Linked DNA regions of Homo sapiens: region 2 is linked to region 1. The links are chromatin contacts, found by Hi-C or POLR2A ChIA-PET in ENCODE. All regions are on one chromosome and are shown on one strand. Each heading gives the region's core, a stretch centred on a gene start or an enhancer-like site at or near the end of the contact. The rest is flanking DNA. Distances are from core to core; before and after follow the strand shown.

What was found. A loop is a pair of places that touch in the nucleus more often than their neighbours do. ChIA-PET counts read pairs that join two places held with the same protein, here RNA polymerase II (POLR2A). Pooled maps may share reads with other maps.
Region 2: a pooled map shows a loop between it and region 1 (4-fold over the local background). The contact joins the promoter of CAMSAP3 here to the promoter of ARHGEF18-AS1 in region 1. A Hi-C loop is called at or near these places in 3 of 50 pooled maps. POLR2A ChIA-PET finds 5 or more read pairs at or near these places in 5 of 52 experiments (A673, B cell, MCF 10A and 2 more).

Annotation. Positions count from the first base shown.
Region 1 is chr19:7,392,788-7,397,504 of GRCh38, reverse strand. It overlaps ARHGEF18-AS1 (ARHGEF18 antisense RNA 1), which reads left to right and starts at 2,446. Exons shown (of 2, transcript NR_186326.1): 1 at 2,446-2,512. The region is part of intron 10 of ARHGEF18 (Rho/Rac guanine nucleotide exchange factor 18); the gene reads right to left. RefSeq lists an enhancer at 1,579-1,758 and silencers at 1,969-2,538, 2,247-2,687.
Region 2 is chr19:7,593,504-7,598,220 of GRCh38, reverse strand. It overlaps CAMSAP3 (calmodulin regulated spectrin associated protein family member 3), which reads right to left and starts at 2,358. Exons shown (of 17, transcript NM_020902.2): 1 at 2,071-2,358. The coding sequence starts at 2,218. RefSeq lists an enhancer at 774-1,379 and a silencer at 2,219-2,658.

The sequences.
Region 1 (4,717 bases), core at 1,197-3,696:
CCCCCCGGGCCTCCCAAAGTGCTGGGATTACAGGTGTGAGCCACCGCACCCGGCCCAAAAAATTTTTAAAAATTAGCCAGACATGGAAGCGCGTGTCTGTAGTCCCAGCTACTTGGGAGTTTGTGGCAGGAGGATTATTTGAGCCCAGGAGTTCGAGGCTGTAGTGAGCTATGATTGTGCTATTGCACTCCAGTCTGGGCAACAGAGTGAGACCCTGTCTCTAAAAAGAAAAAAAAAATTTTAAGTAAAATCACATACTAATTTCAGAAGAAAACAAAAACTAAATAAGCTATACAAAACCAAAACAAAGTAACGTTTACAAAAATGAAATGTATTATGCCTGCCAGCTGTTTGCTCTTTTTTGCTCTAGAACAAACACATCTTCATTTTTTTTTTTTTTTTTTTTTCGCAAAAAGGCTTGCTGACCTACAGAAATAGGAAACTACTGATAAAGCGTAAACCCTGACTCGGTCCAAACAACATCCGAGATGCTCAAATTTTCCAAACTCTTTATAATTTGGAATGTTAACCTAAACATCCAAGCCTGGGAGCATTCGCATATGCAAAGGGTGTATAACACTGATGGAAAGTTTGCCATATGCCAGACACTTCTGTGATGCACCTTACACAGATTACTTCATAGAAACCCCAACCAACCCTTATTCCCATTTTAAAGATGGGAAGACGGAAACTTAGTGAAGTTACACGGCTAACAGGTGGTGGAACTGGGACCAGAACCCAGCTCGGATCTGACCTCAAGCCTGTGCTCCTGACACTTCTTTTTTTTTTTTTTTAGACAGTCTTGCTCTGTCGCCAGGCTGGAGTGCAGTGGCCCGATCGCGGCTCACTGCAACTTCTGCCTCCCGAGTTCAAGTGATTCCCCTGCCTCAGCCTCCAGAGTAGCTGGAACTACAGGCGCCCGCTACCATGCCCGGCTAATTTTTGTATTTTAGTAGAGATGGGGTTTCACCATGTTGGCCAGGATGGTCTCGATCTCCTGACCTCGTGATCCACCCACCTTGGCCTCCCAAAGTGCTGGGATTACAGGCTTGAGCCACCGCGCCCAGCCTCTCCTGACACCTCTTACAGCTGGAGGATTAATCATTCACTCAGACACCTGCAAAACTCATCCCTTGGCCACTGGGCTGTCTATACTGTCCTGAACTCTCTCTCTGGTCAATGGGAAGAGAATGGGGCCCTTCAAAGCTACTGGCTGGAGCTTCATCTCCGCGAAAACAAGGCAAAGGGGAAAAGGTGTGTTGGCCGCTTCGCTTCCGTGGTAAAACTTTAAGAATGTTTTTTAATCCTGTGGTCCAGGCTTTAATCTCAACAGAGCAAGAGATAAGGGGCAGATAGCCACAGCAAAACACTCAAGTGCTAGTAGAATTAACGCAGGAAAAGAAAACCAAATACTGCACTTTCCCACTTGTAAGTGGAGCTAAACCTTGGGTACTCATGGACACCAAGAAGACAACAGAAACTGGGCTCTACTAGAGCGGGAAGGGAAGGAGGAGGTCAAGGGTTGAAACTATCTATTGAGTACTATGCTCAGTACCTGGGTGACGAGATCAGTCACACCCCAAACCTCAGCATCACGCAATATATCCAGGTAACAAACCTGTACATGTACCCCCTCAATCTCAAATAAAAGTTGAAATTTAAAAACGTAAAACAAAACGAAACATGTAAGGACCAGGGGAAAGCTTCTCGTTCCCGTCCGCAATGAAAGCACCAACTGAGTTCTTATACAAGAAACTAAAACCCATGGCACAGATAGTTCTCACGGTTTTGCACCCAAACGCTCCCTGCCAGGGAGGGCTGTCTGCTCCGGGGTGTGAGGGTTCTCCCGGGAGGCCTGAAATACGACGGTGCTGGGTATTGTGGTGGGTTCCATTCCATCCCTGGTCCTGCCCCGGGCGCTCCTGAACGAGGAGCAGAGGCTGGGGCCCAAGTGACCCCTCCTCTCCTCTCCTGGAGGAGAGTAAGCCGTAGCACCCCAGGACTGGCTGGGGCTCGGACGGAGCGGGCGGGCATCGTCTGCACCTCTGCACCCTGCAATCGCCGCCTAGAGCCTCCATGCATTGAAGGAGCAGCCTGCACCCCAGCACCCGTTCGCCTGCCTGGAGAAGTCCCCCAGGAGCCGGCGGGAGGCCCGAGGCAGCCCCGGGGGTCCCGCGCCCCAGGCCACCCCCTGAAGAGACCGAGGGCCCCCTCCTGAGCCCCGTTTTCCTCGGGACCGCCCCGCCGCCGTCCTCACCTCGGCCCGATCGCCCGCAGGCCGCTCTCCGCCAGCTCCTCTGCCACTCTCGCAGCCGCCTCCGATGCCTCCGTCCGGCCCCCCCAGATCCACAGTAGCTAGCAGCTGGGAGCCGGAAGCGGGAAGCCGCGCGAGGAGAGCAGCGCATGCGCGATCCCGCCTCGGAGGCGGGGCAGAGGGCGTGACCCGGAAGGAGGCGTGCCCTCGAGGGCGGGGCGCTCCCGGGGACCTGGGGCTGCTGCTCCCCGAGCCGTGGTGAGGGGGCGTCGGCTCGGCCTTGAGAGGGGCGCGGGCACCGAAGTGGGAGGGTGCTCGCGGCGAGGGTGAGGGCGACTTTTGAGGGGCGGGTCAGCGGGGTTGGGGGGCTTTTTGAAGGAGAGCAATGCGAGCCTGGCTGTCAGTAGGGCCGGGGGCTCTGAGGGGACAGCTGGGTTGCGGGGATCCAGAGGGAGAGCAGCAGGGTTAGGTGGGCGTTTTGTGGGGTTAACGGAAGCCTGGGTGATTAGCGCGGCTGGGGAGGGAGTCCTGAGGAGGACAGCGGTTTGGAGAATCTCAAGGGGGGTACAGCACAGTTAGGGGGACCCTGAGGGAGGACAGCGGGGTTGGGGGACCCCAAGGGAGGACAGCGGGGTTGGGGGGACCCCGAGGGAGGACAGCGGAGTTGGGGGACCCCGAGGGAGGATAGCGGGGTTAAGGGGACCCCAAGGGAGGACAGTGGAGCTGGGGGTGTTTTGGAAGAATCAACGGATGCCTGGAGGGGTTGTCAGTGGGCTCCTACGGGCTCGTTAGGATTGGAAGTACCTAAGGGGGGCACTCCCAGTGGTGGGGAGTCCTAGCGGGGAGAGTCCAAGAAATGGAGAGGGCAGGGTCTGTCACCTGAGAAAAAAGAAGCAGCATCAGGGAGTGGTGGGGGGATCACTTCATCCCAGGAGTTCAGGACCACCAGTCTGGGCAACATAGCAAGACCCCATCTCTACAAAACATTTTTTAAAATGAGCAGGGCATGGAGGCGCCTGCCTGTGGTCCCAACTCCTCCAGAGGCTGAGGTGGGAGGATGACTTGAGCCTGGGAGGTCCAGGCTGCGGTGAGCTATGATCATGCCTCCAGAGGCTGAGGTGGGAGGATGACTTGAGCCTGGGAGGTCCAGGCTGCAGTGAGCTATAATCATGCCACTGCACTCCAGCCTGGACAACAGAGCAAGACTCTGTCTCAAAATAACAACAACAAAAAAAGAGGCAGCATAGACTTCAGAAAGGTGGGTCTGGGAAAAATGAATCATATACCTCTCCAGTGGTCTCAGACACCCCAACATAGATACCATCAGATCCCCTAAACACAGGCACCCAGGCAGGTGCCATCAGATACCCAAAACAGGCTTCCAGGTAACCCCCAAATATGTCAGACACTCCACATAGGTCCAGCAGATACCCCCAAACACATACTAGATAACCCCAATACAGATGCTGTCAGATACCCTCAAACAGGTGCTCAGAGTCTGAAACACATACCATACCCTCCCCTATCCACTTCCACACAGGTGCTATTTGGCAGATGTGGATAGGCCAGATGCTTCCCCCAGCACCAGCAACCTCTCAATTGCCATCAGACACCCCAGTCTTGAGGTTGCCTGTCTAATCCAAGTCCTGCCACAGGGGAGGCAGTTGAACAGTAACCAGGAGTCGAGCAGAACAGCTCTCACCAAGGTTGGCTGGTCAGCCAGGCCTAGAAGATCTCCCCATGGCCAGGCAAGACGGCTCATGCCTGTAATCCTAACACTTTGGGAGTCTGAGGAGGGAGGATCACTTGAGTCCAGGAGCTTTGAGATCAGCCTGGGAAACCTCGCATGACCCAGTCTCTATTTTAGAAAAAAAGATTTCCCCAAACCCAATCACTTCAAAACATGCACAATATGTTGTTGAGAGTCCCCAGTTCAGAAGCTGGAGGGTTGCGTCCCCAGGTGGACTAGCCTTCAGTTCAAGTCCAACCTTCATGGTCCAGAGGAAGGGAGCATGTTCAGGGAATTGGATGTCCCAGAAATGCAAGACGTAATTCACCAGGCACCCTACTGCAGCTGAGGTCAGAAACTCTAACACGGGAGTTTATGAGGGCTCAATGGTTGGGCAGCTGTGTAGCTGTGGCTTATGGACTTAGGGGCATGAACCTTATTTTTTTTCCTTTTTTTTTTTTTTTTTTTTTTTTTGAGACAGGATCTCACTCTGTCACTTAGGCTGGAAGTGCAGTGGCACAATCATAGCTCATTGCAGCTTCCATCTCCTGGGCTCAAGTTGTCCTCCCACCTCAGCCTCCCAAGTAGCTGGGACCACAGGCACACACCACCACGTCTGGCTAATTTTTTTGTAGAGACAGAGTTTCGCCATGTTGCCTAGATTGGTCTCGAACTCCTGAGCTCAAGTGATCTGCCCGCCTGGGCCTCCTATGATGCCAGGATTGTAGGTGTGA
Region 2 (4,717 bases), core at 1,109-3,608, 200 kb before region 1:
TCTTTCCACCTGTGGGATCTCTTCCCTCCCTGGAAGATTTCAAGAATTTCTTTCCCCAGGCCCCGCTGGCCAGCTTCCCTATGATCTGGTTTCCTGCCCATCCCCCTCTGCCCCATATCCATCCCCTGCCGTCTCCTCTACACCCTGAGCGCCCAGCCCAGCACCTGATAGGTATCATACCGTCAAGAGTCCCCAGAGCTCATGAATCTTGTAGAACTCTGCTCCCATTTCCTTCAGCCCTTCTCCTCTTTTTAGGGGAGTGGAACAGGGAACAGATTGAACTTGACCCTCACGGTAGAGGCAGCCACTGCCGTGTGTCACACAGCAGAGGGAGCTGGGTCAACAAGAACAGAACTGGGTGAGTCAGGGCACTGGGAGCTCACCAACACCCCTCATCAGAAGTTTGCTTTGCTGTCTTCAAAATGGGATAATTTCTACTCTGATTCCTGGCCAGGGGATAATGGATAACGTTAATATTATTCATCAAAATATACCACCGCCAATCACACCAGCAGCGAGCAACCGTTTCGCATGTATCACGCGCCCCGTGCCACGCGAAGAATTCTGTGGTCACTACAGCTTTTACGCCTCCCAGCAACCTTGCAAAGAGGTAACGGGGGGTCTCCATCACTGGAGCAGTGCCCTACACATAGCAAGTGCCCCTGCCCCACAAACATTCGCAAAACAGATAAGTCTGTGAATGAACGCCTTCTTTTATAGAAGGGGAAACAGAAGCTCAGATAATTGGGATAATTCGCATTCTGGTGCAGCTGGACTTCACATTCAATTCTGACACTCCACGTTGAGTTCTCTACAGCCTGGTAACCTTGGAAGTGAGGAGCTGGGGCTGTCCTGGCTGTCCAATGCCCAATCTCTTTCTTCCTCAAGCAAATATCTGCAGGGAGGTAGACCCCAGAGTGGGAAATGCATGCATGGAACGACGCAGACAGAGACTGTCTGGGAGAAAGAGGGACAGGCTGGGGCGGAACCAGGAGACGGACAGCTGTCACTGAGACCCACACCCAGAACAGGTTGATCTGGGAAGGCCAGGGAGAGGGGGGATGGGCTGTGCCAACACCAGTGGGCAGAACCAGTGGGAGAAAAGGATGTACCCCCACAGCTCCCCGCTGGAAAGCCCAGACCTTAATTAACCCCTGTCTTCTCTGGCCAGGCCCTGACTCCTAGCTCTGGCCTGGGGTTGTGAAGCTGCCCAAAGCCGAGACTGAGTGTTTCCAGGGCCTCTAATCCCGGGGACCCGGGATTACGGCATCCTCCCCATTAGGGTGGCTCGGGCTCTCAGGCAAGCGGGCCTGGGGGAGGGAGTGAAGGATCTGCTCTAATGGGAGAAGGCCCCGCAGCCGGGAGGAGCGGGGGGCCCACCCCAGGCGATCTTGTACTACCCATTTCCCTTCAGCTGGGCTCGCCAACCTCCCCAGTAAAATGGGGCCATAAGTCGCAGCTGCCAGGCGCTGGAGGGGGCTATGGAGGCGAAAGGGGGTTCCCAGAGCTCCCCGGTCGCCGCCCGCAGCGCGGCCAGGGCCGACGCGGGGTGTGTGTTGGGGCCTGGGGGTCGTGCGGTGGTGGAGACCGGAGCGCTCGAGACCCCCCAGCGAGGTCGGGGTCTGGGTCTCCAGGGTGTGTGGCGGGGGAAGAGACCGAGAGGAGATCCTCGCAGGGGCGTGATGTGTGTAAAAGAGAAGAAGGCGTGCAAGGGAAGGCCTTGGGGGTGCGGGAGGCGGGAACGAGAGGTCCGCACGGGGAGACCCCACCCGGCCCGCAGACCCCGCCCGGCTCACCTGGAGGCTTGGACGCCGGGGACCCCCGCGCGGAGCTGGGCCGCGGGCCCCACCCCCACCGCGCTCCCGCAGCCGGCGGGGCAAAGTCCACCGCCCGGGCCGAGCAGGAAGCTCGGAGGCCCCGGCGCGGCAGGGGCCCGAGCCCGGGGACCCCCGGCGGCCGGCGCTATTGTTCCCACGGCCCCCTGCCTTCCCGGCCCGGCGCCCCGCCCCCCCCCAGCACCTGCCGCGCCCGGCCCGCCGCCCCCGACCCCGGTCCCCCGAGCCCCGGTACCTGCGCCCCCGAACGCGGCCCGCAGCACCCACGCCAGGCTGGCCGCCGCCTTGGCCCGCGAGAAATCGTACTGGTCCAGCGACTTGATCTCGGGCACTAGAAAGGTCCTCCGCAGCGGCCCGGGCCCGGGGGGCGCCGCCTCCACCATGGCGGCGCCGGGGCTGCGGGCGCCGGGTCCGCGCTCGGACTGGGCTGGGCTGGGCTGCGCCGCGCTCGCGCCCCAGCCGGGCCCGCTGCTGCTACCGCCGCTGCCGCCGCCGCCGCCGCCGCCGCTGCTGAGCCAGGTGCGGCCGCTTGCGCTGGCGACGCTGCGTCGGGCCCGCCCCGGGGAGGAGCCCAGGTGCGCCCCGCCCCCGAACCCGGACCCGGACCCTGGCGCGCCCCTGCGCCCCGCCCGGGCCCCTCACTGCAGTGTGCACGGAGCAGCAGGGGCGGGGCGGAGGGGGGCGGCCTGGACTGCGGCGATGGTGGAGGGAGCTTGCGGAGGACTGAGTGTGTATGTGTGCGCGCGCGCGTGTGTGAGTGTGTGCGCGCGCGCCTAGCTTACTGGAAAGGATTAGGGACCCTCTGTGTGTGCCAGCCCCAGTGTCTACCCTTAGGCGTAGGAGCTCCTGCAAGTGCTTGCAATAAACGCCGGCCCTCAGGCAGAGAGTGGTTGGGTGCACCTGTTTCTGATTATGTTAGTGAAGGCACAAGAATATGAGTGTCTTCGTATCTGTGTATCTCTGAATACATTTGGGTGGTGACCAAGTGTATTGGGGGGTGTCTAGGGGTGTGTGTGTGTGGGGTATGTATCTGGGCACGTGTAAGTGTGTGTTTAATTTGTTGTGTGTACAAGGATATGTATTATATAGATGTCTGTATCCTGAGGATGGATGGAAGTGATGAGTGTGTGTCTGTTTTTTGTTTTTGTTTTTGTTTTTGTTTTTGAGACAGGGTCTCACTCACTCTGTCTCCCAGGCTGGAGTGCAGTGGCGCGATCTCGACTCACTGCAACCTCCGCCTCCCAGGCTCAAGCGATTCTCCTGCCTCAGCCTCCCGAGTAGCTGGGATTACGGGGTTGCGCCACCACTCCCGGCTAATTTTTGTATTTTTAGTAGAGTTGGGGTTTCACCATGTTAGCCAGGCTAGTCTCAAACTCCTGACCTCAGGTGATCACCCGCCTCAGCCTCCCAAAGTGCTGGGATTACAGGCGGCAGCCACCGTGCCCGGCTGTGTGTGTGTTTTTGGAGTGCTGTGAGTATGTCTATCTCTGTGCATCTGAACGTACTGGTGTGTTGTATGAGGCTGTTATTGATGCCTCTGTCAATGCAGGAGTATGGAGAGACATTGAGAGTGTGTGTATTTCAGGCCGAGAGCGGTGGCCACGAGTGTAATCCCAGCACTTTGGGAGGCCAAGGCGGGCAGATCACTTGAGGCCAGGAGTTCAAGAGTAGCCTGGCCAACATAGCAAAACCCCGTCTCTACTAAAAATAAAATTTTTAAAAATTAGCCGGGCATAATGGTGCATGCCTGTAATCCCAAGTACTCGGGAGGCTGAGGCGGGAGAATCGCTTGAACCAGGGAGGCAGAAGCTGAGATAGTGCCACTGCACTCCAGCTTGGCCAACAGAGTGAGACCCTGTCTCAAAAAAAAAAAAAAAGTGTGTATATTTCTGCAAGAGTGTGACTATTTGTGTCTATGAGTGTCCTTGCGTAGCTGTACTGGGTGTATTTGCAAGTGTCTTTGTGTATTATTCTGGTATCTGCAGTGTGTGCTGGGAGAAGGCTCTGTGTGGAGGTGAGGCTGTGTGTCTAAGTGGGTTTGTATTTGAGTATGTGAATCTGGCTATATGCACATGGATGTGTGATTGATTGATTGATTGATTTTTTGAGACGGAGTCTCGCTCTATCGCTCAGGCTGGAGTGCAGTGGTGCGATCTTGGCTCACTGCAAGCTCTGCCTCCTGGGTTCATGCCATTCTCCTGCCTCAGCCTCCCGAGTAGCTGGGACTACAGGCACCCGCCACCACGCCCGGCTGGTTTTTTGTATTTTTTTTTAAGTAGAGACCGGGTTTCACCATGTTAGCCAGGATGGTCTCGATCTCCTGACCTCGTGATCCGCCCAACTCGGCCTCCTGAAGTGCTGGGATTACAGGCTTGAGGCACCGCGCCCAGCAGATGTGTGATTTATGATGAGCAGTTCCTGACTATATTTTTGTGCATATATGTGTGTTTATATGTGAGTATCTTTGTGGATTTGAATATATGGTGGGTGCCTGTGACAGATTGTGTAGGCATGAAAGCAGGTATACCTGTGCAAGAATGCCTGTTTCTGCTGGGTGCAGTGGCTCATGCCTGTAATCCCAGTGCTTTGGGAGGCTGAGGCGGGTGGATCACCTGAGGTCAGGAGTTCAAAACCAGCCTGGCCAACATGGTGAAACCCCATCTCTACTAAAAATACAAAAGTTAGCCGGGCGTGGTTGCCCACACCTATAATTGCAGCTACTTGGGAGGCTGAGGCAGGAGAATCGCTTGAACCCAGGAGGCAGAGGTTGCAGCAAGCTAGGATTGCACCACTGTACTCCAGCATGGGCGACAGAGTGAGACTCCGTCACATTAAAAAAAAAAAAAAGAATGCCTGTGTCTGAATGCTTTTGTGAGAGTTCA